Linked DNA regions of Mus musculus: region 2 is linked to region 1. Evidence: chromatin loops called from intact Hi-C (ENCODE). Cell type or tissue: heart. All regions are shown on one strand. Each heading gives the region's core, and the rest is flanking DNA. Links, peaks and the distances in the headings are about the cores only.

The links. Peaks named below come from ENCODE experiments on the same cell type or tissue, not always from the same donor. Only the 100,000 strongest peaks of a DNase experiment are listed, where the experiment ranks them.
Region 2: a loop joins it to region 1, with 2.1 times the contacts of the local background. A loop is called at or near these places in 2 of 42 quality-filtered maps.

The regions. Positions count from the first base shown.
Region 1 is chr7:125,927,651-125,943,095 of GRCm38, forward strand. All of the region lies in intron 3 of Gsg1l (GSG1-like), which reads right to left. Among named protein-coding and RNA genes, the nearest start is that of Gm51456, 18 kb to the right of the region's middle. In heart, for the core only: a CTCF peak has its summit at 8,688; no DNase peak of the experiment used is centred there; H3K4me3 peaks cover 1,392 bases; H3K27ac peaks cover 5,263 bases.
Region 2 is chr7:126,081,953-126,097,397 of GRCm38, forward strand. It overlaps Gm30807 (a long non-coding RNA gene), which reads right to left. Exons shown (of 2, transcript XR_378488.3): 1 at 11,169-15,445; 2 at 10,000-10,995. Gsg1l (GSG1-like) reads right to left here and starts at 459. Exons shown (of 7, transcript NM_001101488.1): 1 at 1-459. The coding sequence starts at 226. In heart, for the core only: CTCF peaks have their summits at 6,416 (motif pointing left) and 8,033 (motif pointing left); no DNase peak of the experiment used is centred there; H3K27me3 peaks cover 310 bases.

The sequences.
Region 1 (15,445 bases), core at 4,136-12,135:
CTGCTCCTGTCTCACTTGTGCTCTGTGCCACCAATCCAGACACCCACTGCGCATGTTGTGTCAACACACACTTTAATCATTACACTTTACTGTGGGAGCCATGGCCTGGAAGGAGAAGGCTTTCCCTTGTGTTCCTGCCCAGGGCTCACTTGGTCTGATATTGTTGCCTTCTCAGAAGCCCTGCCCCCTGGATGAGCCTTCCTGCATCCTACCTCCTGCCTCCCTGAGCCTCTTCCAGTCGATTTCCCAAGGGTGTATCCTGCCCTTGCCCAAAGGATTTAAGAGTCACCAGGACTCTCAGGAGTATGATCTCTTGGTTTGTAAAATGGGGGCCAGTAGGGTGGCTCAGTGAGTGAAAACCCTTTCTACACAGGTCTGATGACCACTGTGGAGGGAGAGCACTAACTACTGAAAGCTGTCCTCTGACCCCAACACACCTGCACACACACTAATAATAAGTAAATATACATTGGTGGTGTGATCAGTAAAAAGCCTCTGTGAACATTCAGACAGAAGGGAAACGTTAGTGAGAACAGTTACAGAGTAGATGAGAAGTGTCCCCCAAATGTCTCACATGTTCAGGGACTGGTTCCTAGATGATGGCCCTGGCCCATTCCAGTGTCTCCTCCACCAGAGACTCTCCACACCACGATGCTCTCTGCTCAAGGGCATGTGCCAAGAACCTTCCAAGACTATGAGCTAAAGTAGATCTTCCTCCCCTTAAGTTTGTGTCAGATATTTCACCGCAGAGACTTTAAGGCAGCATCAGGAGTCGGCATTCCTGATGTTAGGGGAGAGTCGGCAGGGCTGCACAGGACCTAATACAGGATCTCCCAGCTATGCACCAAGGCCAGACCCAGCTGCTGGCAGAGTAACTCATTTCTACAGCCTTGGTTTAGAACCGTGGTTCTCAACCTGTGGGTTGCAACTCCTTTGGATGTCAAATGACCCATTCACAGGGGTCACACAGATCAGATATCCTGCATATCAAGTATTTACATCCACAACAGTAGCAAAATTACAGTTATGAAGTAGCAACAAAATGATATTATGGTTGAGGGTCACCACAACATAAAAAAATGTATTAAAGGGTTGCAGCGTTAGGAAGGTTGAGAACCACTGGCTTAGAACACCATTGATCCATAGATTGAATTCTACTTATCTCCAAACAGGAAGGGCCACACTTTAAGAAAGCTCAATAAATGAAAGTTGTATATCTCTGAAAGACACAGTGGAACTCTGCATTTTAAAGAGTCTGCTTTGAAAACCGGGCCCATGGCCATGCACGCTAGGAATGCATGCCACCATTGTCTCCACCATTGTGCCTCAAATCCAGTCCACTATTTTTTAAAGAGCACTGCAATTACTGCTCGTAGGGTAGTGGGATGGTTAAGGGGAAGGGAGAAGAAAGGAGCCTAGGTAAGAGGCTGGGCTGGGCAAGTGACTGAAACCCAGAGTCCCGCCAACAGTTATGTCATGTGTTGGAAACGTAACCCCTACATTTGGATCTAATGGCATTTGGAGGTGTGACTTCTGAGGGTGCTTAAGGTAGATGATGATGTTGGTATAGCAGAGGAAGCTGCCTCTCTTACTCTATCAATATATGATGCCTCCCCCAGGTGCCAGTGCACTGTCAGACCCAACATTCTGATGCAGAGTGGATGCCAGCATCCTGCTCCCAGGCTTCACGGATCCAGAACCATGCACCAGATAAACGTCTATTTCATATCAACGTCTAGTCTTGAGTATTTTGTTTCAGCAACAGAAAAAAGATGAGGCTTCATGCCAGTAGGGTTTGTTGGTGGGTAGACGTGGGTGGACGTGGGTGGAGTGGCTGTCTTAAAGTCCAGGCTGGCCTTTGGTTTGAGCGATTGGGCAGATGACAATGCATTTGTTGAGATAGAAAAGCCCAAGAGAGGAAGGGAGGATGTCTAGGTGGGTGGAAACTTTCAGGGGCCATATTTGCTTGAAATGGTTATTTTCTGTCTTTGTAGATATCGAGTGAGCAGTCAATGTACACTCTGTGGTTGGGAGCTGTCAGAACTGGAGAGGGATCATCAGCATAGAAGAAGAAATGAGGTGGCAGCCTGGGAGAGTCAGCAGAAAGACTGGGAGAGGAGAGGAGATGAAGCATCTGGGGCTGAGCAGAGCCAGGAGACCAGCCGAGGAAGCTAACCTGGAAAGAAAACTGGGGTAGCTTGGGGTCCGTGGGAAAGGGCACTCAAGAGAGTAGATATCAGAAGAAAGGTGAACAGGATAGTAAAGTTACCCATGGACTGGCCAACCAGAGACCACAGGTGGCCATGACAGGCTCCCACTGGAGTATTGTGTGGGGATGGGTTCTCGGAGGGCATGGATTGAGAATAATTGAATTGGAAATGATGGAGGAAGCTCCAGGCTCAGGGTCTCAGAGTAGCAGGCAGGGGAGGGACTGTGCAAAAGGGTAGAGGTCAAAGTGGGAGATGGAGCTTCTGGTCTACCTCCTACTTAGATGATCAGGTAATAGCAGTAGGGTGGGGTGTGTGCATCTGGTGCACGAAAACTCAAGGCCAATCCTAGAAGCCAAACAGAAAGTGTCAAAACAGATGAGAGAGGGTCTTAGAATCCAGTAGCTAGCTGGCAACTGAGATGCTCTACCCAAAGGGTACAGGGGAACGGGAACTTGAGTAAGATTTGAGTTGAATGGTGTTGTGTGCTTTCCTGGGGAGATGGTTTCTAGTTGCCCATTCAGAGGGCATTGACCGACATAAGAAATGGTTTCCACCCAAGTCTGGGTTACTTTCAGGAGTGTGGGTGACTCTTGCACCAATGAGAAGCTCAGACAGCGTGGACAATGACCTTCTGATGCTGCAAGATGACCTCTGTTTCCCTGTCAACCTTCCACCCATCCCCACCCACTTTAACTCTTCCCCCCTCCCCTCAGGCCCTGTGTAATCAGGCCAGGCTTTATGTAAGTGGATGGCAAGAAAGTGGCTGGGACCTCAGGTGAGGCTCTCAGGATCTTCCTCCTCCCATGAGGAAACATGAACAGACCAGATCTTGTAAAGGTCTTCCTCAGATAACAACAGGCTCTGACCTCCATGACAAGCTCCCATTCTCTTCACCACAGAGCAAGGGTGAGTTAAGGTCACTAGCCATGAGTGAGGCTAGGCAGGCAAATGGGGCATCGGAGGCTGGAGGATGGAGGAGATGTGAAGTAGTCTTTCCAGATGTAGAAAAGTGCAGACAAACTGAAAGCATACAGGGTTTTCCAGCAAATTCTTTGGGTCCTGTGCTCATGAGTTAAAGCCAGCCCAGATAAGCGAGGCTAGGAGATGCAAGTGGAGAGAATGGTGGACCTGACCACTCAGGATTTGGCACACGGCATTTCCCAAATCCTGTTTTGTCCCATTGTGGGGGAGGGGAGGGAAAGGGCCGCTCCCTAGTCATCCCCGAGACCTAGCAGATCTGAACCCAGGTGACCCATTCTGAGGTCACACCCTCTGATCTTGAGACTGCCCCTGCACAGGGTGAGGTCTTGGGGCAGTGGCAGCGACCTAGTTTCCAGGCCTTGGCTACTTTGGCTCAGCTCTCTTTGCAGGGCTGAGTATCTTGCATGATTGCCATGCTCCGTTTAATGGCACGGTCGTAGAGGTAGCTGATTAATTAGCTTATAATAAGGTTTGTTATTAAAGATGTTATTAAAGTCTCGGTTATTACAGAGAACACTTGGGGAGCATTCGTGTCTAAATAAATATTCTTGCATACATTGGGAGGTGATCTAGAGCTGCTAGCAATCCCAGGAACCTGAGAACCAAGAAGAGCATTTAGGGACGCACTGGAGCTGGAAGCAGATTCAAGAGGGCAGGACGGGGGCAATGGCAAGCCCTGCTGGGGAACCTGGCGGGACACGCAGCCTGTCACTGAACCTGTACTGTCTGCCTGCTGGCTGCTAGACTTTTCCTTACCTTTCTTTTCTTTTCCTTTCCTTTTTTTTTTTAAATGGGAAATTAACTTTATTCATGGGCAGCCTCGAGTGCATTGCCAGGCAGGTCATCTTGAGATGAGAAAGCTGAGAGGCTACAGATGAAATTAAAATGTTCAAATCACGTGCTTATGGAGTAATGTAATAACGCAGCTGACGAGGGGGGTGGGGAGCAGAGCTGGAGGAGGGGGATGGGGAAAGTGGAGTGCATAGGGACTCCACTATGTGTGTGTGTGTGTGTGTGTGTGTGTCTCTGTGTGTGTGTGTGTGTTTGTGTGTGTGTTGATCTTGGTCTCGGTAACTTCTCCCCTCCACCCTTCCCTGGCTGGACTAATGAGTACCAGCACCAAGCACACACAGGGGTTCTATGGGGTACTGTTGGAGGAACACAGTAGGACTTTACCAATTTACCATCGCTGTGACTAACCTGAAACTTCCATCTGTATTTCATGGCCAAGGGACACTGACTCCCCAGTGTACAGCTGGGTTCACTCCCAGCCTCAGTTTCCCCTTTGTCATACAACCAAATTGATTTGTTAATTGTCCCCTCTGTTCTAAATGGCTCCTACAGCTCAGGGTCAGCCTGGAGAAAAAGCCTGTGACCAATGTCTCCTCCTCTATGGTCTGCCCTGAGCTCAGCCCAGTCTGTCCTGGTCAGCTGTGGACAGAGGGGCAGGACACTGTAGGGAGACTGCTCAGTAGTCTCACCCTTTTCCTTCCTGTCTCCCTTTCACTTTCCTACCCTCCCTCTCCCTCTAGTGCCTCTCCAGTAGCCAAGGCTGCCCTCCAACTCCTGATCCTCTGTCCATCCTCTGCCTCTAAAGTGCTAGGATCTCAGACTGCCATGCCTGGTTTGTTTGTTTGTTTGTTTGTTTGTTTGTAAAAGATGCTTCATAAGGCAAACTCACATGGCAGTGCCCCCCTTCACCCCCCACTCCTTGGCTTTTTCAACACAGACTCTCACTCTCTAGCCCAGGATGGCCTCAGTTACAGGCACGACCCACCCCAATGAGCAGTGTGCATCTTGCTATTCCTCTATACTCCAAGTAAGTATGCTTCAGAGTCCTTGGGGCTGGAAGCACCAGGCCTCTCCGAGCAGGAGGCATGGACTACGGGTGGATGTATGGGCTTGCCTCAAAATGGGATGGGGACGTCTGTGTCAAGGCAGTCAAAACAGGAGGTCCAGGGTTGTAGAGTGAGAAGCCCCTACAGTGGGTACCATCCAAGCTGAGGGTCTGAAAGGAGCAGGGGAGAGGCTAGGTTGCAGCTTCCAGGCAAAGTGGAGCTGAGATGGGGCTTGGGTAGGGCATGCCAGGAGTGAGAGATGCTGGAGGGGAAAATAGGATCCTTCATGGAAAGTTCGAAGCCATCGGGGGTTTGGACTTGATTCTGAGATCCTGTGAGGAAAGCATGGGGAATCATGTTCCTGCTGCAAGATATACTTGGCTTGTTTGTTTGGGTAGTGGTGGAACCCAGAGCTTCATGCATGACCCCACACTCTACCACTGAGCTGCACCCCAAGTCCAGATGTGCTTCTTAGAAGTCTCCTCTGACTGCCTAGTGGGGAAGGGATTAGAAGAAAAAGCAGGCTGGAAGCCAGCGGGGAGGGCTGCTGTCCTCTCTGGGGAGGTGGTCAGTCCCTTTGGGAACTGAGAAGCAGGAGGTGGACCAGACTGCCCTGGCAAGTCTCAGAAGTGGGGTACAGCAACAGGGAGGGTCAGAGCAACCAGAAGTAAATGAGGAGCAACTGGCCAGAGCGAGTAGCCTTCCCTGTTAGAGCCCTGGGAGCTGGGGTGGTTCAGCAGGGTTGTAGAAAAGGCTGCTCTGCACAAATCTGAGATACCCAGATGCCATCCCCATAGGGACCAATGTCTGGGGCAGAGGGGCAGAGGGCCAGAGAGACGGCCCTGCAGACCATCCCCATGCCTGTGCTGGCAGTGTTTAAAGCCGCCCAGACCTATTTTTAAAGAATGAGCTATTTTTAGCCTCTCTGTGGAGAACCCGCAGCCTCTCTTGGTAGCATATTTCAGAGTTGAGAAAGTTCCTTCTTACATATAACCTAAATCTTTCCAGCTCCAATTTGAGCTAATTTCTCGCTCTGCCCTCTGAGGATGAGGGCTCGAGCTGGCTGGCATCTTCTCCAGAGTGTGGCAATTAGTGGGACGCCCTCCACCCAGCCCGCTCAGCAGAGACTGTCGGCTCTCTCTGCCCTTCTCCACAGGTCTAATCTCAGACCACTTGAGTCATTAGCACTGCTCTTGTGTGGATCCTGCCTTTTAAAGTGAAGTGGCCCAAATCGGAGGTGGCATTTAACAGGGACCTTCCAATGTCACGCAGTGGGTTTCCTGGGCTCCCGGCAGCCTGTGCACTCCACCGACCCCCATCCAGCCTGAGGCTATGGAGGAGCTCAGGCTGTGCGGGTGAGGTCCACAGGGGTCCTGGGGGTCTCGGTGACTCAGGGTAAATATGTAGGGGGTGATTTTTAATATTAACAAATATGTCTCTCATCCAGTATCTCCTGGTAGCCCATGCCCTCCTCACTGGGCAGCTAGATATAAAACATTCATGGCCTCGGGGCTCAGCTGCAGGAGAGGCAGAAAACAAGAGGCAAATTGTGGCTTTGGGGATTTCAAAGGCCTGCACCAAGGAAACAGGACAGGCAGAATACATAATCAAACAGCTTTCTCCTCCACCAGGTAAAAGGAGGTAGAGGGATTGCGGAGTGGGGGGGGAGGAAACAGAAGGAAAGGGGGAGAGGGAAGAGAAGAGAAACTAAGACAAGGGAGGAGAAAGATGATGAATGAGAGGAGGAGAGAGAGGAGAGAGGAGGATGGGGCTAAGGAAAAGAGGGGGAGGAGCAAGGAGAAGAAAGAGGGGCACAGAGAGGAGGAGGTGGAGCAAAGGAGGCAATGGGGGAGGGGAAGAGATGACTAGGAGGCAGGAGAGGAGGAGGTGTGGGGAGGGAGTGCCAGAGAGCAGGGGAGAAAAGGATGGGGGCCAAGAGAATGTAGCATTGGTAGAGTCAGGGTTTCCGAAAGGCCTGGCTTCCCTTCAGGTACCTCCATTCCACCCCTCCCACAGTCAACCCCTCAGACACACATTCTCTAGTCAGGACCTCCCGGATCCTGTCTATTCTTGCATGTCTATCCCAGGAACTCACTGGCCAAAGCCATGGATACCAGGTGCCTCCAGGGGAAATGACCTCTGGTCCTTATCTCAAGAACCATGGCCTCAGAATCACTCCCGGGGGCTCTCGAACAGTGTGCAGTTCTAAAAGCATCTCCGGTCCATAGGCTGCAGCCAATGCAGAGTGCATGGTGGCACCAGAGCTCAGTGGATGGTCCTGCCTGGTCTCAGTGCCCCAGGGCTCTCTGCCTGCCCTGTGGGACTAAAAGATCTGGGGTCTGGAGGATCCAGAGAATTACTACAGGAGTTGTGACTTTTGAGAGCAGGAAGAGGGTACTATGAACAGTCACCTCCACGCCAGGGGAAAGTGGGGAACTGGCAGTACTTGGGATGTGGGGTCTTGTCTACAAGGATGGATACATCCTCCTCTGCTGAGAGGGTGCCCTGGCTCAGTGGTTAAGAGCACAGGCTGCTCTTACAGAGGACCAGCATCTAAGCACCAACTTGGTGACTCACAACCACCTTAATGCTGGTCCCAGGGGCTCACATGCCTTCTCAGATCTTTCTGAGCATCAGGCATACACATATGCTGCCCAGGCATACATTCAGGAAAAAACACTCATACACACAAAATAATATACAATTAAAATAAAAAGAAACATTTTTAAAAGATCCACCAAGGGCCTGGAATTTAGGAGCAGGGACCTGTTGTCCTGGGTTCTTTTTCTGGGCCAGGAAAGCGTCTCCAGGTGTTTCTGCAGAGCCTGGAGGCAGAGGCCCTAAGCTGGTCAGTATTGTCCCATGCATACACACCTGCTTGGCTCCAGCTGCTTATGGGCCGGGATCTATAAACCTCAGCACTACACACATTGAGTGATGTTGGCTGTGGGTCTGCCCTGACTATTGCAGGCTGTTTTGTGGCATCCCAGGCTCTCCCCACTAGATGCAGTGGTTAACTGAAGCACAGCACCCAAAGGCACATGGGTATGATGTACATACACATACTGTCGGCATAACATGTATGCAGACATTGCCGAATGTCCTAGAGGGGGGAGTCCCCCATCATCATGTACAACACCAGTTCTCAGTGACAATGCTTGGTGTTGTCTTCCTCCCTCCACTGCCAGGGGCACTGATGGTTTCCCAGCAAGATGTAGGGTTTCCCTTTCTGAGAAAAATCTCAGCTGCATTGAACTTGAGTCACTTAGACAAAGATGCTAAGTCAGTGGAAGTGAGTTTGGCCTATGGCAGTGGTAACAGTTGTTGGGGGAGTCTTTGGGGAAGGGAGATGAGGGGCACTCCAGAAGCAAGGGCTGCAGCAGCCCTCTAGAACATTAAGACACACTCTAGAAGTGTGACCTACCTGTGGGTGACAAGCTTGAGAATCCTGAGGCAGAGCACCCAGAGGGCAGAGGTTCAAAGCCAGCTTTCCTCCAGCATCAGTAGGGACAATGCTTGTGTGTGTGTGTGTGTGTGTGTGTGTGTGTGTGTCACCAGAGGAAGGGGCTGGCTTGACTTTGTTGATCATGGCAACTGAGTGTGAACACTTGAACCAGATGTGTGACTCACACCTGCAGTCCCAGTATTTGGACACCAGAGGCAGGGGACTCTTGAGTGTGAGATCAGTCTGGGCTTGGGCTACATAACAACCTACATGACCAGCCTGGACTAAACAGCAAGCAAGTCCCCAAAACAAAAGCAAAGCCAGAGAATGCAGCCTGCTAGAAAGACCTCCTGGGAGGCACAGGGGCCTCTGGAACCTGCGTGGGACCCTGCCCAGGCTCCCTTCAGGGCCCTCTCGTCTCTTTCTCTGTCACCCTGGCCTGTCCCTCTCTTATCTGTCTCTGTTCTACCTCTCAGAATGTCTCTTTGATTCTCTCTCTGATTTTTTTCCTATCTCCCTCAGTATTCTCCCACCTCCCAGGCCCCCCAGCTCATCTGCCCACAAGATAAGCAAGCCAAAAACTGTCCCCATTTGCAGCTCCGCACTGGATTCTCTCCCCTTCTCCCACTTTGCCCATAAGCAGTGCTGCACGCACAAGGACACATCCACAACAGGTTGAGGGTGAACACACGACGTCTTCCCCCCTGCCCACTGAAGCCTCGCTACCAGCCTTTCCATCCCTCTGTCCCTGGCATCAGCTGAATAGCATGCCCTGCTCTGGACTTCCGATCAGGAAACTGCTTGCACACAAGGAAAACGAGGGGGCAGGCTACTGTCTTGCAGCACGCCACAGATAGCCTGCAATAATACCCTCAATTCTCAAGCATAGTTTGCAAAACACTCCAACCATCCCGCACAGTCCTTGTCTCGGCCCAGGCAAACTGAGATGGCCACAGGCTATTGGACAGATAACACTAAAGCCCAGAGAGAAAAACATCCGACCCAGGCAGCACAGCACAAAAGGAAGTGTGTATTTGAGCACAGGCATGATCAACCCTGAGTCCAGATGTCAACCTCAGGCACTAACCATGTCCAGGGGACGAGTTTCAGACTCCCAGGCCTGTCAAAATCTTATAGTGCCAGATAGGCAATTTATGACTTGGCTCTATCCAGAGTGCGGAACCCGGGAGACAGAGCTCTTCCTTCGAGGCAGAGCACCTTCTGTTCTGTGTCTGACACCACCAGCCGCCACCTTTCCAGGGACAAATAGCAGACTAGCCTGTGCTTACTCCTCATCTCAAAATAGCTGATGGGGAGTTGGCAGCTTCTGGAAGAGCAGACCACAGAGGCTGTAGATGAGGGGAGTTGTCCCCGAGTGTAGACTTTCTATCAAGAGACATGTCCTCGGAGTCTTCTGAGAGCTCTTGGACTCCAGGGCCATCTGAGGGGAGATGGGATGGGATGAGAGAAGGCAGGCCCAAGAAGACAAACAGCTTCTGGAGTGGAGGTGGGGGGAAAATGACCAAGTAAGGACAGAGGAAAGGGACAGAAAGGACCCTTTACCCAGCTAGCACAGGGGCTGCCCCTATAGATGGGACTTTGGCAATGGCTATAAAGGTGACACCACTTCCTTAGAGTTACCAGCTCCAGCTCTTGGGTTATGTCCTGAGATACACTTCACCCATGGGCAGATATATAGTCAAGGGTGAGTGTTACAGTATTTAGAAACCCCTAAAAATCCACCATGAGGGGCTGACTAAGCTATGTCAACAGAGATGTCTATAGTCAGTCCTGATCTTGGCTCTCACCCCTCTGGCCTTCGTGTTACCCTTAGACAGCCTGAGGCATAACTCTGCCTAAGGACTTTTGTACCTACTGTCCTCATTACTAGAGAGAGTCTTCTCTGGTGTCCATATCTTGCTACTCCTCTGTGTCAGGCTTCTCCACATGGTATGTCTAGGGCATTTGGAGGTTATGTTCCATGAGCTTTGAAAAAGCCATTGGAGACGTGGCCACGTTAACAAAACCACTGAGCCCAGGCAAACCAGCATCCTAGGAAACTCTCACCTGCTTCCAAGATGACTCAACTAGAGGGATAGTGGACAGACTAGTTTTATGTCAACTTGACATAAATTAGAGTTATCTGAAAGAAGAAAATCCCAACTGAGAAAATGCCTCCATAAAATCAGACTGTAGGCAAACCTGTAGGACATTTGCTCAACTAGTGATTGATGTGGGAGGGCCCAGCCCATTGTGGGTGGGGCTGATCCTGACTGGTAGTCCTGGGTCCTGTAGGAATATAGGCTGAGAAAGCCAATAAGCATCACTCCTTCATCAGCTCCTGCCTTGATTTCCCTCAGTGGACTATTTAGGATTCAGGATATGGAAGTCAAAGAAACCCTTTCTTTCCCAAGCAGCTTTTGGTCATGGTCACAGCCACATCAACATTGACTAAGACAGATGACTTAAATGCCGTTTAACTCTTTAGCCCCAGAGCATCCTTTGCCACATTTGCCAGGGTGCCTTTTATTGAGGCATGGGTGAACAACATGTGAGGCACCTTCTCTCCTCAATCGCTCTTATAGAGATGATGGGAAGAAAGCACAGGGTCGTGGTGCCTCTACTCTAAGGAGTTCATCTGTTCCAGGATGGCCCAAAGGTGTAAGTAGCCACATCAAATCTCCAGCCAACAGACAGTGGAGACCTGAAGCCCTGAAATCTACCACAGTAAATGGGATTCTACCAACAACCACACAGGACTGAAGCAAACCCTTTACCAGATATGCATCAGAGAGATTGTGGTTTGGTAGCTCCTTAACTGTTGACCCTCCTAAGCTAAACCATATCCTGACCCACAAATCTGAGAGCCACTGAATGTGCACTGCCCTAAGTCGCTAAGTCTGTAGCAGTATCATTACACAATAATAGGTAACTCAGGACGTGGGCAAAAGTTTGGTGAATATTGTAGGTGTGCTAGCCAAAGCAGGCAATGGCTGTGACTCATCTCACTAGTATTAGTGTTAGTATTAGTTTTACACTTCACTGCACTAGGTCTGCTGGGAGAACCAAGTTCTCAGCTCAATCTACACCACACAGACATCTGGGACCACCCTTCCTGAGACCAATCCCACAGCCTGAGCTCCAGCCTTTCATCAGTTCCTCTTTACCAGATCCTATCTTCCAAACATATAAGTGCACACCCATACATGCACTTACATGTATATGCACACACAAGCATACACATACTCACTGCATGCACACGAACACACATAAAAACACATACTCATGTATACACACATGCACACACCCATGCTCTCACCCACACAAGGAAGAATGATACACAGCTTTGGAAAACCAAGTGAGCTGGGTTCAGATCTAACACACTTTTTGAGTTTCTGAAACGGACATATTATTCTCCAGGGCTTTATCTGGGGTTGGGATAATATAACCCTTTATATACTTAGTAATTCTAACTTAAGTCTTTTGTTTCTGAGCATGTTAAACATCTCTGATCACACGGTGCGGTTAACTATTTCTTCCTGAGGTTTCACAGGTTATTGTTTGGTGTTTTACTTGTCATCACCATTTTGTCATGCTAGGACACCATGAGAAGCAACTATTTGGCACTCTAAATTCTGTGTTGCCAGGTAACTGCATAACTATGATGAATAAATGCTTTCTTGATTTGTTATTCTTTTTTATATCTATCTTTCCTTGACCCTTATGATCTTTTTGGATTCTGTTTAGTCAGATAAGGAGAGTGTTTGTCCAGGCCACTTTGGCTCCTGTTTTCCAGGTGTGTTGTTACCCATTCTTCTCTAGTCTGAACATCTACCTCTCTTAGAGCACACTTCTTGTTAAGTCTGCCTTGTTTTTATTTCCTGCTAGTTGCTGAAATTTAACCCGGTTACATTTAGTTTAATTCATATTTCTTTGCACAGCTTCAGTACTTGATGATTGGACCACCAATATCCCAGAGGCTCAGGCTGCCAAGTTAGCTCTAGGCAGCTCATAGGAATCTCATGGCTCTGACGTGATGGTCAGAAAGTTCACACTCATCATAGTGAGGCAGTAAAGCAGAACTAAGATTCCAGAAAGATCCTGTAGCTCCATGAAGACCCCCCTACCTGCCCCTCACCAAGGACTTGGTATTCAGAAGATAGCCATCTCAGCACTGTTAGAACTGTCATGGTCACAAGTGGTGTTGTCACGGCTGCAACTGAAGTGAGAGAAGCTACAACAACTCAAGACACTGAAGACATGCGAACATGTACACAGGAACAGCATGAGATGGGTGTTAGGGTGATTAAGAAGGGGGCCTGCATCTCCTGTGCTCAGCCATAGTTCCTCCTTATAGTGACCCCACAAGCTCCAAGCTCATGGCTGCTAGTCTAACGGAGTATCCCACAGATGAAAACTACATGTTTACCCCAGGATCAAGCATGGCAGTGGTGGAGCTTGAGTGCTTGGATTGGCCAGGCTATGGGGTAGGGGTAGGATGTGATCAACATGGCCTGAGACTGGAGAACAAGTTTCCAAGGCACAGCCTGAGCCTTTAAAGAAAGCAGAAAGGAAAGGCAGAAACTCACCAGGAACATCACAACCTTAGCACAGTCAGAGACCTTTAGGGCTGAGACCCTATTGTCACTCCAACCCCCATAACAGCCTTTCCCTGCAGTTCTAAACCAAGCCTTGAAAACCCAAGGTCATCGGCTGGACTGAATCTTCTCAGGAGCAGCTGTCATCTCTCTCCTCTGCCACCTGCAGCCACCACCAAGCAATGTATCATGAGATGAAATTATATGGCGACCTTCAGAAAACTACCACTCTGTCTCCGGTCAAGTCTCAGCTGTCTGGACGTCAAGTTGATCTCAAGCCTGAAAAAAAGGCCCCAGAAGGCTTTGGCAGCAAAGATGAAGGCCACAAGCTGCATGGATGGCTCTCAAGGAAGCTCTCAATCTCGGCCTATGAGGCTTCGGCAAGGCCCTCCCTGGTGGCGGGACACAGGAAGGACACACCCACATACACAGATACCCAGTAACTTTCTCAGATGACACACTCAGAAAGGCTGGCTCTCAGTGGTTCAGGAAGTATCAGAGACACCAAGATAACCAAACTTGGTCACCACTCTGGGCTCAGCAGCTGTTGTATGCATTCCCAGGACTCCTCAACTTGGGTCCAGCTCTGCTGCCTGATGCTCGGGGTTGAGATGGTATTTCAGCTACACATACAAGGCTCCCAGGCACCATAAGCTTCAATCCCAGAATCCTCTTTGCTTCCTACCAACCTTGATTTAGTGCCCTTGTGCTGTGGGGCATCAAGCTCTGGCCTGGACTGTGGAGTGTCTCTTTCTAAACTGGACTTCTGGGCACTGGGAATCAACCTTGACATTGTACCTCCTGGTTACCTTGTTAAGGGGTCCTTATATCAGCACAAGCTGGAACCAACCTCTGGCTGCTCTGACCATTTGACCAGGAGCCCAGGACCCTTTCAATCCTTGGGGATGCAGCACTTGCTGCATAGGGAGGATGGAGGGGTGGGGTGGGTGGGGTGGGGTGTGGAGGCAACTACATTGGGATGGTGTCAGTGACAGAAATTAGAACCATATCTGTCTCTCAGCCTCAGTGAGAACTTCTCTGTCTCTCTTTAGGTTTTCTCTATGACTCTCTGTCTCTCTGTCCTGTCACACAGAGACAGTTCCATCCATCTCTGTAACTTCTGGTCTCTGACCCTATCCATCATGTGAATCAGAGGGTATGTCACTAGGCTCTGGAAACTGGTAGAGGACATCCTGGACTTTGTGTAGCCGTCATCCTCAGAGCCAACCACAGAGTAATTGTCAGCCTTCTTTCACTTGGGAAAAAAATGTGTATGCTCACCCCAGGAATGTCTTGGATCCTGACAAAGTTCAAACCATCCCCTTCTAAGTATAAAGGTGTGGGAACAAAGGAGACAGACCAAGCCCTGGCCTCAGGCAGTGGAGAAAAGAGGTGGAGCAAAGAGACACATGAGGTGATGTGCAGTCTTGAGTGGGCATTGCAGGACTCTGGGTCTGGCTCTCCCACCCATGGCTGTGTGACTTTAGGCATGCTAGCTGATCTTTCCCGACTTGTTTTTCCTCATCTCTAAAAGTGGGTGTCATGCCCAGAAGGCAGAGCACATTGGTAGAGAGATAGGGGATGGGAGGCCTAGAGTTAATTGGGTCCTTCTTGGCTATGTGAACTTTCCTGGACATACTGGAGTATGGTTTACACATTGCATCTAACAGATTCCAAAAGCTTGACTTTCCACCCCTGCCATGAGGTTTTGACCTCAGTTTCCCTACTGGCTGACTACTTAAGCCCTTCCCTTAGGGCTGATGCTAGACATGTTCCTGGCCACTCGGAAGAAGGTGGATAAGACCTAGGACTTATTCCTGGGCCTCCCAGGCCTCTCCTAGACTCCTGAGCTCCCAGCATCCTTTGCTCCAACAGTCCTCTAAGTCCATTATAACTGACAGAAACCAGCCGTTCCACCAGCTCAGGTTTTACTTCCCATTTTTATTAAACTTGTTAAAATTCTTACCCTTTCCAATTCCCCCAGAAGGCCAGTTTCTACCTGGCCCTGTGCCTGAGGCCAGGCTCATCTGTATGAATGGCCTGGTGGCCTAAACAGTCCCCGGCTTGCAGGAGTGTGCAAAGGATGTCATGGAATTTGAATCACAAATGACCAGGAGCTGTCTGTCCTGCAGCCAGGATTCTCCCCACTTCCAGGCTGTTCCAGCCAGCAGTGCCTGGCTTCCCACTAGAACCTTCAGACCCCATGGGGGCTGTTGCATGCTGGGAACCCTCTACCTCAGTCACTGCACTAACATGCAACATCATCTAAATGCCAAGCATGGGGACAGTCACCGGAGCCTTGGCACGGCTGTTCCCTGAGGCTAATGAGGAAAAGGACATAACTCGAAGTAAAATCAATCATTGCATATACAG
Region 2 (15,445 bases), core at 4,771-12,770, 150 kb after region 1:
GCGCGCCGGCCGGGCTCGCGGCGACGGGGGCGGCTGTGCTGTTGGCCGTGGCGTTGGCGCCCGAGTTGGGGCAGTTGGCGCCGCCGCCCTGGCCGCAGCCAGGCTTGGGCACCCGTTGCGTGCCCTGGCACCAGTACGTGGTGAGGAAGGCGGTGGTGGCGAAGAGCAGCGCCAGCAGGTTCAAGGCCACGGCCAGGAGCGCTCGGCCGCGGCGGCTCGTCTTCATGCCGCCCGCGCCGCCCGCAGCTCCGCGCGAAGTTGGCAGCGGTGCCCGCGTCAGCGCCCGCCCCGGGGCTCAGGTGCCTGCGGTCGGCGACGGTGTTCGCGGCGCAGGCCCATGGCCCACGGCGGGGACGCGGGGCGACGAGGACGCGGGGCGACTGGGGCCGCAGAGTGGAGCCGACCAGCGCGCCCGGAGCCCGGAGCGCGAGTGCGCTTCGGCGAGCAGCCGCGGGCGCCTGGCAGCGGCCACGGCGCAGGGACGCGCGCCCCTCCGTGGGGAGACACCTGCAGGCGGCCGGCGACACTGTTCAGCGCCCGCCCGCGCGCGGAGAGGGGGCGCGCCACGCTGGGCGCGGGCGGGGGACAGATCCGCGCGGGAGTGGAGAGGGACAAGTGAGAGATCCCAGGCAAGACGCTCCCAAAGGAGCCTCACTCAAGGCAGGAGAAGACCTCTCACCCAGACCCACACAGCCCTGCCAGATAAGTGACAAGGCAGCTTCTGTGGGTCTTTAGACTGTCAGGGGCCTCTGCAAAGGCTGCAAGACCCATCTGGAGCTTAGGAAGGGATGGGGATGCAGAGCCTCAGCGTTTGAAAGGCTTGTCCCTGCTCACCCTTGCTATCTGAGACCAATTCCTATCCACAGGCTCTCTGTCACCACACAGGAGGGCAGAGAGCTTGCAAAGAGGCAGCCTGCACAAGGAAGCGAGCATAGGATGTGACAAACAGGGCTTCTCCACCCAGGCTATCCACACCAGAGACCCAGAACATGACTCAAGAGGCCACAAAAAGAACAGCAAGTCGTGGTCGCCAAAAGGTGGTGTCCTGCAGGTCTGCGAATGCTGAATGCTTAAGACTGGCCGGGCAGGGTTGGTTAACCATCCTGACTTTGCAGTCAGTTAAATCCAGGACTCGACCAGCTGTGTGACTTTGAACAAGACACTTGCTCTCTCTGACCCTCGATTTCTGTATCTATAAAAAGGAAAGAATGTGTTCCAGAGCCAGAGGTGGGGAAGGCATCTGGCACACAGTAGGCACTCAGTAAATGCTGACACTATTAGGAATATCTGGGCCAAGGAGTTGACGAAACTCAGACCTTTTTAGCATCTCTTTCTCAAACTAGGATTGCTCATCTGTGAGCACCCCCAACCCCACCTCTGCTCTAAGATGAAGCTACACCCTTCACTCTTCCCACTGCATGGGGCACAGTGCCTGGATGCCCAGGGTGTGCAACCATTAATTGCACATTGATTGCAGGAGCTAATTTGAATTCTGCCCAAGCCAAGAATGACTCCAGCCACCCCCAGCTTGCCGAGTGGCAGGCTTTGCAGAATTCAAGGTTAACAGATTACGAATTGCCTTACTCCTGTGGGTGAGCCCCACTCACTGCCAGCTGCTGCCACTCTGCCTGGGGGCAGGAGAGACTAAAGCAATGCTGGTGTGAGGACAGCCAGGGGAGCCCTGCACTTGCTTATCAGAGCTTCTTTCTGGCCCCAAACAAGGAGTTTCTAACTATTTTCAGGAGAACTTCTGGATTGCAATGGTGCATTCGAGTATTGGTTAATGTGAATGAACGACCACAAGGAATCTGCTGCCCTCAACAGGCATGCAATATGTATCATCTGAGCCTGTCCACGTTTAAATGCAGCCCTGGGGTGTGCACTGACGTGACACTTCCTTGGCCTTGAGACTCAGTTAGTATTCATGTGGCAAGGCACGTTTCTTTCAAGCTGGGAACCCTGTTCTGGGGCGGGAAGCGGGGAGGAGTTCAAAGCAAGGAGAGCCCAGAGGAAAAGTCTCAGGGACTACTCTTCTTAAGTAACACCCAGAGGAAGCAGAGACCCGCTGTGATATCCTGTCAGGGGTACCCAACCACCTGCTCACTGAGCAGCCACTGTATGCTCAGCTCAGGAAAGAAGAGAGAACATGAGTGACATTAATAAGACCAGCACAGGCTGCCTGTGCAGGGGTGAAGGGCAGGGAGGGGTAGATGTGGGCGGAGCTTGGAGGAAGGTGTCATAGGAAGGTGCATTGGAGCAAAGCCGGGAGACACCAGGAGGCTCTCTGCCAGGGAAAGAAAGTTCCTAGCAGGGGAACCAATGGCCAATGCAAAAACCTGACACCCTGGCGGGTTGGGGGTTGGAGGGAGGGAGCACAGCCTGAACAAGGGACAGCAAGGGAACAGCAGAGGACAGATCACAGAGGTCTGAGTCATGTGGGGCCTGCAGAGGGTCTGGGCAGAGTCCAATGATCTGGAGAAGACCCACTCCAGCTGCTAAGTGAATAAAGATGGCTGCTGATCAGCTAGGGGTAGGTAAGTGACACCAGGGGTTCAGGCAGGATCATCCAAAGGCCAAGAAAGCTCTGGGTTGTTTCTGTTTGCTTGCTTGCTCTAGGCAATGAAACCCAGGGTTGGATGGGACCCAGGGTCATGTCTGCTAGGCAAGTGCTGTACCACAGAGCCGCAACCAGTCCCTCCTGGGGTGATTTGAAAGGCAGACCCAGCATGATTTGTTTAAGGCAAAATGGAACACGGAATGTAAGGAGGTTTTCAGGGGCATCTGCAAGGTCAGGGGCTCATAGAGAAAAATTCAAATTGGGATTGATTTTGTGCTTGCTGAATGTTCTACCAGAGCTGATAGTAGAGACCAGTAGGAGGAGCTACCTTTCAGGTATGCCTTCCTGAAAACCCTCTCAATGTATCAGAAAGCCCTTTGGATACCATGGATATTTTCATACCAAATAATGGCAGAGCTGCATCCAGGCAGGGTGGCACACCCTGTAACCCCAGAAGTTGAGGCAGGAGGATTATGCGTTCCGGGGAATCCTGGGCTACATAATGAACTAACAGTCGTAGCTACATTGACCTTGGTAACAGACAAGGGTTGGGTATGGTTTAAGGAACTAGGAATTTGCACCCAAGACCTTGGTACTCACTTCATCCTACTGACGCAGCCAAGGCCGGCCAATAGGCTCCTGTCCCCAGCCCTCACCTGAGCTGCCCACCTCTGCACCTGCTGCAGAAGGTTCAGCCCCGTCTCACCTCGGCTTGCCCTGCGAACACCACCGGCTTCTGCTCACATCTCTGCTCACATCTCACTGTGGTTGCGGCTCTGTGGTACAGCACATGACAACACCAAACTCCTCTGTGGTCCCTGACTCTGCACATCCATCAAGCTGTTCCCACTGGAATGGCCTTGCCACCTCATCCTGAGTGTCCTTCCTACGATTGACCTCCACTCCTGCTGCCCTAGCAACTGCTGTCGCTCCCTCTCTGACCCCCAGTGTTAGTGAATTAATCTAAACGGTGAGGTTTATCTTCAGACCTGTTTCTCTGATGGGCCTGGGGCCCTCCAGATCCCCTACACTGGCAGCTAGCGGTTCAAATCCGGCCAGAAGCATGTTTGGTTTGGCTTGGATGAAGTTAGTACCATATGCGCCAACATTTCCTCATTGGCCACATTCAAGAATCCAAGATTTGCCATAAAAACGCAGGTTCTCGGCTTCTCTTACAAGATCAATTTACCTTCCAGCACTAGGCCTGCAACTGCGTCTGGCAGAAGTTTGTTGACACCCCTGTAGAGAAGCCAGAGCGACCACAGGGTCTCTACCTTCCCAGCACTTAGGGAGCTTGCCAGGCAACAGGTGCCTTTGAGTGTGAGACTCTCTCTCTCTCTCTCTCTCTCTCTCTCTCTCTCTCTCTCTCTCTCTCGGCGGGGGGGGGGGGGCACCAAGGTTCAAAGGTCAACCTCCAGTGTCATTCCTTAGGAGTGCCCACCTTGGTTTTTGAAACAGGGTCCCTCACTAGGACCTTGGGCTTTGGCTTAGGCTAGGCTGGCTGACCATCTCTGCCTCCTGAGCCCTGAGATCCTAAGTCTGCTCTGCCACGGCTGGGTTTTTAAGTGGGTGCTGATGTTGGGCCCTCACGTTTGTGTGGCAAACACTTTCCCATCTGAGCTACCGTCCCAGCCCTGACTCCCATGTTCAAGTGCAGGACAATGACTGCCCTCGGAAGGGGACGGTGGCTGGGACAGGCTGTGTGTTCAGCTCATGAAACCTCACTGGCTGTACAGCTGGGAATTGTACATTTGTTTTACATAAAAAAAAAATTTACCAGAAAAAATAGTTGCTATTAAAAATGAAAGTGGTACTTTTCAGGAAATACAAACACGCTTTGAAGGGGCATAATCCCCAGGGGACTTGGATTTCCACACTTCCTTGGAGTCAGCTGCTGTAAGCCGCCTCCTTCTAAGCTTCCTCATTCCTAACCCTGCAGAACAGAGCCCCCAAGCCTCTAGGCTCTCCTAATTATAGCAAGTGATTAGGCAGTTGCCAATTACTGGGGAAGTTTTTAAACAATCTCACAGTGTCCAAGCCAAAAGCCTACTTCATTCCCCTGCTCAAGACACCAGCACGGCCATGCTACTTGGGCAGGGTTTTTAGAAGAGGGAGGGGCCCAGAGCTCTGTACAATTAAAGCCTTCCCTCCCAGAGGGCAGAGTCTCCTGGGAGAAAGGAACGGGCCTCATTAGACAGTGATGGGCTGGAACTCCTCCTCCGCTCCGTTGTTTGCGCTGCCCAGTGTAAAATCCAGGCCCATATACGTGAGGCAAGTGCCCTGCCCCCAGCCTCTCAGGTTATTCTTCAATGCCAGCATTGCCGGCCCTTTGAGCTCTTCAGGAAGTTTCTCTCAGTCTTTGTACTACACACTAGGGTATCCATGAACAAGACAACATAGGAAGCCAGGCTGAGTGGCATATGACTGTCATCCTGGTACTTGGGAGGCAGGTTAGTCATTAGTTCAAGATCACTCTGTGCTACATCATGAGACGTTGTCTTAAAATGCAAGACACAATGGCAAAGACAATAAAAAAGACATACTAGGGCTGCACCTTTAAGGAGCTTCAGTTCCAAGGGAAGACATTAATAAGGTGATGGCTAAGAATCCTGTAGTTACCGAAGTGACGGTGACAGGGCAGAAGAGGACAGACATCAGGGGGTGTGGGGCCTCCTGACACAGCACAGTAAACCTGGGACAAGGCAACCCATGGTCCCACTGCAGGCAAACAGTTCTGGGTGACAATCCTGCTTCCAGCACATTTGGCCAATGCACCTGGGCCATTTCTTGGACCCCTACCTACCTGCCTCAGTTTCTCATCTGCTGCAGGCACAGGGAAGATGGCAGCAGTGTGTGCTGTTTGTCACAGTGTCCCCATCCTGTCAGTCTCAACTCTCAATGGGTTCATTTTGTCTGTCTTACAAATGAGGAAAACTGAGGCTGCTCAGTGGCTTCATCCACTATCTGCACAAGCCTTTGGCAGAAGGAAGCACAGCGTGCGTACGAAGATGTGGCTGCAGTTGGGAGGGCTGCTCTCTCAGGACCTGCACAGGTTGAAGCTTTGACCCAGCGATGGCTGGGGGCAGAGGAAGAATGGCATCATGCCTGCGGCTGTTTCCTGCTCTGAGAGCAGGCAGGGTGGGTGCATGTAGGTGGCAGATGTGACAGAAGGCTCACATCCTGCTCATGCCAAGTACTGAAGCCAGCTCTGTGATGAGAGGGAGCATCGAACTCAGAACTCAGCCACGCTCAGAGAAGAGCCGGAGCCCACCATATACACACTCTAAACGGCAGCAGCAAGAGTGCTCAGGAAGCCCGGCACCCAGCAAGCTGGCGTTGCCTCAGACGTCAGGGAGGAAAGGGTGCTGATTAGCACCAACTGCATATGTTAGGCACATCATCCAAAGGATTATAACGGAAGCTTTATGGAGTTCTCCTCAAATTCCTTGCATACCCAAATATCAACCGGGGAGCAGAGGCTCAGGGAGGAGTAGAGTAAGGTCAGAGTCTAGGACCACTCTGGGTTCCTCTGACCTTCCATAGCCGACATCTGTGGTGCCTTCCGATGAGGTGAGCATTCAGGTTAAAACATATCACCACTCAAAATAAACCTTGGGGTGGCTGGCTTGGCTCCACATTTTCTGTCTTTATAGTGGTTTGTTTTATCCTAGTCATTAGGAGGGAAACTTGGGACCACTGGCGAGAAAGACAGTTTGCAGTGCCTCTGAAACAGCCCCTTCTTTCTGGGCTGGTTTCCACTCACCCCCCCCCAGCCGCCCCCCCGCCCCCCCCCCCCCGCTCTAGTTTGCTTCCCTCTGCTGCCTCCTAGAGGTCAAGAGCAGAACTTCCAGCCCTGCTCATCCACTTCCAATTAAAAAAAAAAAAAAAAAAAAAAAACTAAAAATTGCTAGGGATTGGGACCTGGAGCCAATCAAATAGAAAAGACTAGAGGCCTCCAACACCTCCAGAGATCTACAGAGGCGGCGGCATCTCCATGTTACATGCCATGAACACCACAGAAAGCATATGGGAAAGCCCAAAATGTGCTGAGAAGAAACTATACAGCAACTCATTTAAAAGGTTCATTTTCGGGCTGGAGAGATGGCCCAGTGACTTTTCTTCCAGAAGGCCTGAGTTCAATTCCTAGCAACCACATGGTGGCTCACAACCATCTGTAATGGGATCAGATGCCCTCTTTTGGCATGTCTGAATACAGCTACAATGTACTTATATACATAAAATAAATAAATAATTCTTTTTAAAAAAATGTTCATTTTCCCCCAGTGACCCTTTGGCTCTTATGTAATCATTCTGAACTTTATACTAATAGCACTTCAATTGTATATGCTCTGTTAATATTATATTTGTTTATCATATGTGTGGGGGCATGCATGTGCCACAGTGGGCCTACAGAGTCTGAGAACAGGTTTTATTTTAAGAATTGTTTACTTATTTTAGGTATATGAATACACTGTAGCTGTTTCAGACACACCAGAAGAGGGCATCAGACCCATTACAGATGGTTGTGATCCACCATGTGGTTGCTGGGAATTGAACTCAGGACCTCTGGAAGAGCAGTCAGTGCTCTAACCACTGAGCCATCTCTCCAGTCTCTAGAGAACAGCTTTTGAGTGTCTGTTCTCTTCAACTATGTGAGTCCCAACAGCTCTGTAGGGCAGTGGCTTCTGTATTTCCCTATCATCGGGGAAACTGAGGCTGAGATTCAAACTCAAGGGCAAAAGCAGAACCAGGCTTCAGCCCTGGGTGTGCGACTCTTAGCTCAGTGGCCTAGCAAGCCTTGACATGGTGGCCATGGTGGCCATCTGTCTTAACATGGTGGCCATTTGTATTAACTACTTTTCTGGTTGTTGTGACAAAAGCGACTAAGGATTTTGCACTCATCCCTGAAGTCACCGTGGCAGGAGGGTAGCAGATGATCATGTTGCAAACACGGTGGTGATGGGTGAGAGACACAGGCCGCTTCTTCTGCTAGTTTGCTCCTTTTTCTTCAGTCTGGGATCCCAGCCCATAGAACGGCACTATCTACTGCTTGATGGGTCTTCCCACCTCAGTTAACCCAGTCTGAAACTCCCCCACAGGCCTGATCCTAGGTCCTGTCACGCTGACAAACAATAGGAACCACCACATATCCTTCTGGAACCTCCCCGGGAGCTGTATGAGCAGTCAGCCTCAACCTGCCTGTTGGGATTTTTTGAACAGAAAAGGGAAGAACTTCATTCAAGGAGGGTTTCATTAAACCAAGAGAAGTCCTGACACATGGGGACAGTGTTAGGGGACCCACAACAGCTGCTTCATGCACAACAGGACAATCATATCAAGGAACAGGCTGAGGCAAGGGAGAGGACTCCATTTGAGAAGCTGGCTTGACAGAAAGATGAAGAACTCTTATTCAAAGTCCCTCTCATAGGCAAGCTGATCTAGCTTAGCCAAGGTGAGAGTGGGCGCCCTCTAGAGGAGGGATGAAGCATCGTGGACCCTCACTGTTTTCATACGTGGCTTGCCAATTCTGCAGGTCTCTAGAACAAACGTATGATCCCTCGCTGATCCTTTGTACCCCCTGCTCTTACACATTGAACAGGGAACAGCCTAACACAGGCAGCTGCTCTGAGGTCCTCCTGGTGATGGCCGCACTCATGGCAATAAGAATGCAGCCTTCATGCTCAACTTCCATGGGAGGAGCAGGACACCAAGCTAGGGAAGGGACTGCACCTCCTCCCAGGTTAATGACATTATCAAGAAAAACTAAGCAAACAAAATGGGGACAAAACGAGTGGGGATGGCTGAGATAGTAGGTTTGGTTCCAGGCACTACAAAATTAGTAAAGAAAAAAATCTCAACCTCCCGACCAGCACCCTTGAGACCAGGCTGGCACAGGTAGAGGCTGGGCTGGGTCTGCACAGGAGACAAAGAGCCTGGCTGCCAATCAAGATTGTTGTACTAAGTCTGAGGGATGTTCTGGGTCTGAGTGACTTATATGAGTCAACAAGTGAAGAGAGCTGGGTGTGGAGTCTCCGAGAGGCCTTTCCTACCTACCTGGCACTGTGGCTGGGGACACACAGAGAGAAAGAAGAGCCTGATGTTGTGGCTTGGGAGAATCACAGTGGCTATTTTATGGCTTTTTGTGATCTTTTTGTTTGCCCTGGGCCTGCCAGGTTGGGAGGGGTGATATCAAAGAAGGTAAGGACAATGTCATCGCAGTCTCTTTACTGCAGCTGTAATGAAAAGCCCAACACTGGATGATTTAAGAAGAGCTCGGAGGGCCAAGGAGTGCTGGGTGAGGCAGCCCCACCTGCCGTTGGCTTCGTCTGTGCCTCGTCTGTACAGACAGCATCACATAGCCAGTGTGTTTGCACAACTAGAGGGTGAGAGCAGGCAGGACCTGCCTGGAGTGGAGGTGCAGTCCATAGTCTGATTGCCTAGTATGTGTGAAGCCCTGGGTTCAACACTTGGCACTGCATGAAACTGCGAGTAGTGGTACACGCTGGCAACCCCAGCACTAAGAAGGTAGAGGTGAGAGGATCTGACAGTTGTGACAAAACCTCAGTGACAAAGCAAGTTCAAGCTAGCCTGGGCTGTAGGAGAACCAGTAAGAAAGAGAGGGGGCAGGTGGGGGAGAAAAGAAAAAGAAAAAGTGAGCCTAAGAATGAAAAGTGGTCCAGCTCCATGCCCATGAGAAAAGCACTCTTCCATTCATGAGCAATTTCTTCATGGCCCCACAGTGGGCGACCAAGTGTCAACGTGGGTTTTATACCCAGATCAGATAACACCACTGCCTCAGCTCTTAGCTAATGTGGTACTGTCCTCTTCGCTGTGGAACTTTCTGTTTCCATTGTGAGCAGGTCTACTTCCCTGACTGTGGGCCATGCTTAGACAGTCAGAGGAGGTAGAAAGCTTACCTGGGGGTCTAGGGCTATCTGCTGACTCTAGAAAGACCGAATCCGCTGTGAGGTCTCACCCGGTCAGCCAGGGAGAACTGGCCAATAAACCCCAGGGGTTGGCAGAACAAACTGGTGTGGCACTGGGGGTGGGAGATGGGGAGGGGGCTGGAGGCCACATCTCATGCAGTGTTTGGGAGCAAAGGCTGATGGGAGATCTGTGTCCTGGTTATTTCCCTCAGTGTCTGACCCTGAGCCATCTCACCACTTGGCATGTCCCATAGTGGCTACAGACATAGCTCAGCAGGGGCCAAGAAGATGGGGAAAGGAGAGCAGGAAGCCTCTCCCCAGCAGAAGAACCCCAACATGTCTTATATGTGTCTGTGTTCTCTTGCTACAACAAACACCACATATTTTGGCCAGGCGGTGGTGGCGCACACCTTTATTCCCAGGGCTCAGGAGACAGAGGCAGGTGGATCTCTTGAGCTCAAGACCAGCCTGGTCTACAGAGTGAGTTCCAGAACAGCCAGGGCTACACAGAGAAACCCTTTCTTAACAAACAAAGGTTTATTTTGGTTTACACTCCGGAGGGGTCAGCGTCTGCTCGGCTTCTGGTGAGGGTCATATGGTGAAGAAGGGCAGGCAGGGGGGTGTAGGAGACCTAGAGGGGGCAGCAGCTACATTTATAATCACTTGGCTTTCTGCTCCACTCCCTGATGGACCAGTCTGGTGATGGAAACATGGCTCAATTGTTGAGAACTCTGCTTTTGCAGAGGGCCCGAGTTCTAGTTCAGCACCCACATAAGGCAGCTCACAGGCCTGTCTGTTTCCCAGTTGTCTTAAAAGCCAGGTTAAGGGTTTGCCTAGCCTCAAATGTCACACATTCATTTCCAAAGGATCCCACCACCCTGAAACCAGGGCCATAAAATAAGCCCTTTAAGAAACCTGCCACCAGCAGGGCATGGTGGCACACACCTTAAATCACAGCAGTCGGGAGGCAGAGGCAGGCGGATTTCTGAGTTTGAGGCCAGCCTGGTCTACAAAGTGAGTTCCAGGACAGCCAGGGCTATACAGAGAAACTCTGTCTTGAAAAACCAAAAAAGAAGAAAGAAAGAAAAAAAAGAAAAAGAAAAAGAAAAAGGAAGAGGAAGAAGAAAAAGGAAAGGAAAGGAAAGGAAAAAAGAAAAGGAAGGGAGAGAGAGAGAGACCTGCCACCCATGAAATTCCAGAAAACAGCCCACTCCCATAAGACCCCCTGGAGCCTGGGGGTCTGAAAATCAGGCAGTCTTACTTACCTCCCACCCTGCAGTTTCTGGACCTGGTTAAACCAGGCCCTCCCCCATCCGTAACTTGACTACATCCAAGTGATTCTCAGACCCTGTTTGGTGTGTTCTCCTGGACCCCAGATAACGAGCCACAGGGTCTGAGGACACCAACCTCTCAGACCAATAAGAGTCTGATCTCACCATTTCAAGGCTGAGCTGAGATGCACACGGGGCATGCATGCACACAGGCTGGCCCTGCTCGTGGGTTATCCTTGCCCTGTATGGAGAAAAGGGTTCTGAGCAATGACAACAGGAGACAGGAACCATGGGTGTCTTTGAACTGAAGCCACCCTAGTCAGCAGAAATAAGTGACACATGGCAGACCTGTCACAACTGAGTGACATCCCCAAACTGATGAACAAAGTCTTCAGCTGCTGGTAACTAACTTACTTAGCTTTTCACAGAAGCGATGCTCTCATGGGCTCTGTTTAGAGGTCCAGCTGCTAAACAAAACAACGTGGAAGGTGGAGCACTGTTGAGGGCTGGTTTAAGCCAGCTCAGTGGCAGTCTCTAGACAGGCTTGGTCCAGCTCACACGGATACATCAAGGACTGGGATGCTCCCAGCTCTCTGGCTTTAGCTCTTCAGTGTTGTTCATCCTCTGCTCCTCCTCTTGCTGTGATGAGGCAGCTGCCTCCCTTACTGACATCACAGTCCCTCCCACACCTCCTCCTAGATAGATGGTGGTAATGTCTCTTTCTCAGATGTCCCAGCAAATGGTTCCCTAAGTCTCCCTGTGCACAGGGAGAAAACGAGATATTCTGACTGCCCCCACCCCCACAGGTCAAAATCTTCTTGTGGTGGATTAAAGGAGAATGGTCCCTGTAGGGATTTGAAGGTTGGATCCCAGACCCTTTAGGATTAGGAGGCGTGGCCTTGTTGGAGGAGGTGTGTCACTGGGGGTGGGCATGTAACCCTCGCCAGGCTCAGTTTCGCTCTCTAGGCCTATGGCTCAGAAGGTAAGCTCTCAGAAGGTAACTACTACTCCAGCACCACGTCTGCCTGCCAGCAGCCAAGCTCCCCACCATGACAGTCCCAGATTAACCCTTTAGAAGTGTACTCAAACCTCCAATTTTCTTTTATAAGTTACCTGGTACCGGTGTCTTCTCACAGCAATAGAACAGTGAGGAGGACACCACCCGGAACTGTGTATGGGACCAGTTGCCCCTAAATGTCACGACCAAGACTGAGAGAGGGAGGGCTATGACAGGAGCTGTGTGACAAACTTCGCAAAAAGAATTTCCCATGAGTCTTCGGGCAGGCTGGATACCCCGCCTTCTCTCACATGGTTCAGTCTCTGGCCGCAGCCCTCTGGTGGCTTAGATGGTCTACAGGACCAGTGGTACTTGGACAGGTGTCCCCATGCTCCAGGGGAGCCCCCACTCACCTTTACTAAGAACCAGGGTCTGGAGAAGACCAAGAAAGGTCTCTGCCAGTTCCCTACCGGCCAGTAGGGGAGTCACTGTTCTGGGGATCTCTCAGAGCCAGGGTGAGTTCTTGGGACTAGACCAAGCATGGCATGGGGCGGGGAAGTGAGAGTCTATTCCCCAGTGCTAAATTGAGCCATGAAAGTTTTATGACGAGAAAGAGTTTGTCAACACCAGAAAAACAAGGCAGATTCATTAAGAGCAAATCCCTCAGCACGGGGCTGGCTAAACGATAGGATTTGCAAGGCTGCTTTGCCTGACAGGCCCAGTCCCTGGGCCTCCCAGTGCCGAGGACGCGGGCAGGTGGCAGCTGCACCTTTTTATACAAGGTCTCTCCACAACAAGATGCCTCCAAGGCAAGCATGGGTGACAGTGTTTGTGTCAGATATGGGAGTGTCCCCAGCCAGCTGATTATTGGCCAAGAAGGGCCCACATAGCTGTATGTCCCTCCAGGAATGCCACCTTTCTGTCCCTGTAACTTAAGACCACCACAGCCCGTCCTTTTTTCTTTTTTTTTTTTTTTTTTCTTTTTTCTTTTTCTTTTCCTTTTTTTTTTTTTTTTTTTTTTTTTGACATTTTTCAAGACAGGATTTCTCTGTGTAGCCCTGGCTGTCCTGGAGCTCACTCTGTAGACCAGGCTGACTTCGAGCTCAGAAATCTGCCTGCCTCTGCCTCCCAAGTGCTGGGATTAAAGGCGTGTGCCACCACTGCCCAGCCAGCCAGTCCTTGCTGACAGTCCAGCCATGTCTACCACACGGGCTGATGGGGCCACATGTGACAGCTGGTGAATGAGTGCTGTGGATTTGTTTGTTGGCACCACAGTCCCCACCACATCCTATTGTCTCACCCCAGATATATTCTGCTCATTTCTATTCCTGGCCATATCGCATGTCTTTGGGCCTTACCACCACTACCACCCCCACCCCCATGCTAAATTCACCCCAGTGTGCTCCGGAGTTCCCTCACACTGCAACTCCTTACCCCAGGATGTACCCTCACTGAGTCTATAACTTCACACATGCAGTTCTCTGCAGGAAGTGGCCTCAGCCACTATTACCTATCGTGGTAACACCTTCTCTATTGCTCTGGCACCCACACTAACCAGCACTAGAGACCTACAATTGGCCTCTCTGGTGACCCCTCAGCCTAGAGCCTGGCCCCTGACCTCAGGTGAAGCATCTGTCCCATAAGGCCTCAGCTAGGGAGTCTTGGTGCTAACCATGCAGATGCTCTACCAGCTGAGCTTCATCCCCAGCCCCATGTGACTCTCTGGGGAGACACCTGTTCTTAGCCTGGAAGCAAACTCCATGTTACAAGATGACTTCATCTCCAGACTCCTTTTAAACAAGGTCAAACATGGATTCTGGGAAGGAAACCTATTTGCAGGAGGGAGCTAGCCTTCAATTTAATCCTGCAAGAGCTTCCTGTGCAAAAGAGTTGGTTCCCTTTGGCTCTTAACTATCTTCTAGAGGTATTAAGAGTTGGTCCCTAGCCTGTGGTACCACCAAGGAATGATACCTAGCAGAGGAAATCATGTCAGGATATGCATGTCCTGGAGGGGACGTTGGGACCGCAATCTCTTCCTATGTTTGCACTTCCCAGCCAACAAGAGGTAACTAGTCGCCACTACCACATGCTTCTGCCACAAGAGTCTGTGCTGCCACAGACCAAGGCAAGCAAGCAGGGACTGAAATTGAACTATGAGCCCAACGGGCCTCTCCTTTGTGTGTAACGACACATGAACACAGCCATGCCGAGGATTCCTCAAACCTTTGAGAATGGCAGGCCTTCTCTTGATCCAAGTATGGGATGCTGGCGGTGTGCACAAGGGAAGGTACCCACTTCTTTGCAGCTTCTTCGAAGGCAGTTTCCTCCTCCAGGATGACCGTCCCACTAGAGACTCCTGACTAAGAGTAGTTAAACCCCATTGAGTTTCCAGGCAGCTGCTAGTGTGGCTCCACCTGGCCCACTGGATCCCAGCTTTTCTGTGTGTGTGTCATCTGTTGTCTCTTTACTCTCCATTGCCCTGGTCAGGATTAAGCCCAAAGCTGTGCATGTTGAAGCACAGGGGCTGTCTATGTCGACCTACACTCAGACCTTAAGGAAGAGGGGAAGCATGGCGGTGAGCCACCGGCGGCCTGGAAAGGAGGGGACAGCAAATGTCAAAGCCCAAGTGAGAGCACGGGTGTGAGGGCTGTGGGCTGGCGAGAATAGAGTGGCTGCAGTCTAGCTCTCACTGGCTAGGGAGCTGCGACATTGCAGTACTTCAGCAAATCCCCTAAACTGAGTTACAGACGGTTGTGAGCAACCCTATGAATGCTGAGAATCAAACGTGGCTCCTCTGTAGGACAGTTAGCGCTTTCAATGGTTAAACCATCTCCCCAGCCCCTTTTCTGGAGTATTCTAAAACAAGTACCTTCTCAAGTCGATTACGCAACAGGGACCTGTTACATGTGTGCTTGGTCCTGACACAGAATCAGGCTCCATCGTGGGTATCTCTGAAAGTGGAGCCGGTGGAGCCAAGCTGGAGGAAGCACATCACCGGGGAAGTCTTTGGGAGTACAGTGTCCCTGGCCACTTCCTATCCTGTGCTCTGCTTCCTGTTGGTGATGAGGTGAATGCTGTGATCCTATTGTCATCACATCCTCAAGTCACACGGAGCCAAGTGACAAGGGACTGGCCCTCTGAAACGGCCTTGAATTGTTCACATCAGATGAGGGTGAGGCAGCTGCCACAGCAAGGGAACCCAACCTCTTGCTCACAAGGGTGGATGATCTCCTGATGTCTTGTCCTGAGAGAAGTCCAGGCAGTGTCCTCAGAGGCTGGTGACATGCACACTGCATATCCACTTCAAGCCCTCTCTCATGGCACGAAGAAGACGGGGTGTGTGTGTGTGTGTGTGTGTGTGTGTGTGTGTCAGCCAGTTGTGGGCACCAACACGCAGCGCTAGCAACAGCCACAGTGTGTGTGTGTGTGTGTGTGTGTGTGTGTGTGTGTCAGCCAGTTGTGGGCACCAACACGCAGCGCTAGCAACAGCCACAGTGTGTGTGTGTGTGTGTGTGTGTGTGTGTGTCAGCCAGTTGTGGGCACCAACACGCAGCGCTAGCAACAGCCACAGTGTGTGTGTGTGTGTGTGTGTGTGTGTCAGCCAGTTGTGGGCACCAACAGGCAGCGCTAGCAACAGCCACATGCTCTTGTCCTGTTTCCTGTAGAGCACGGCATGATGGGAGGATGGGCGGCA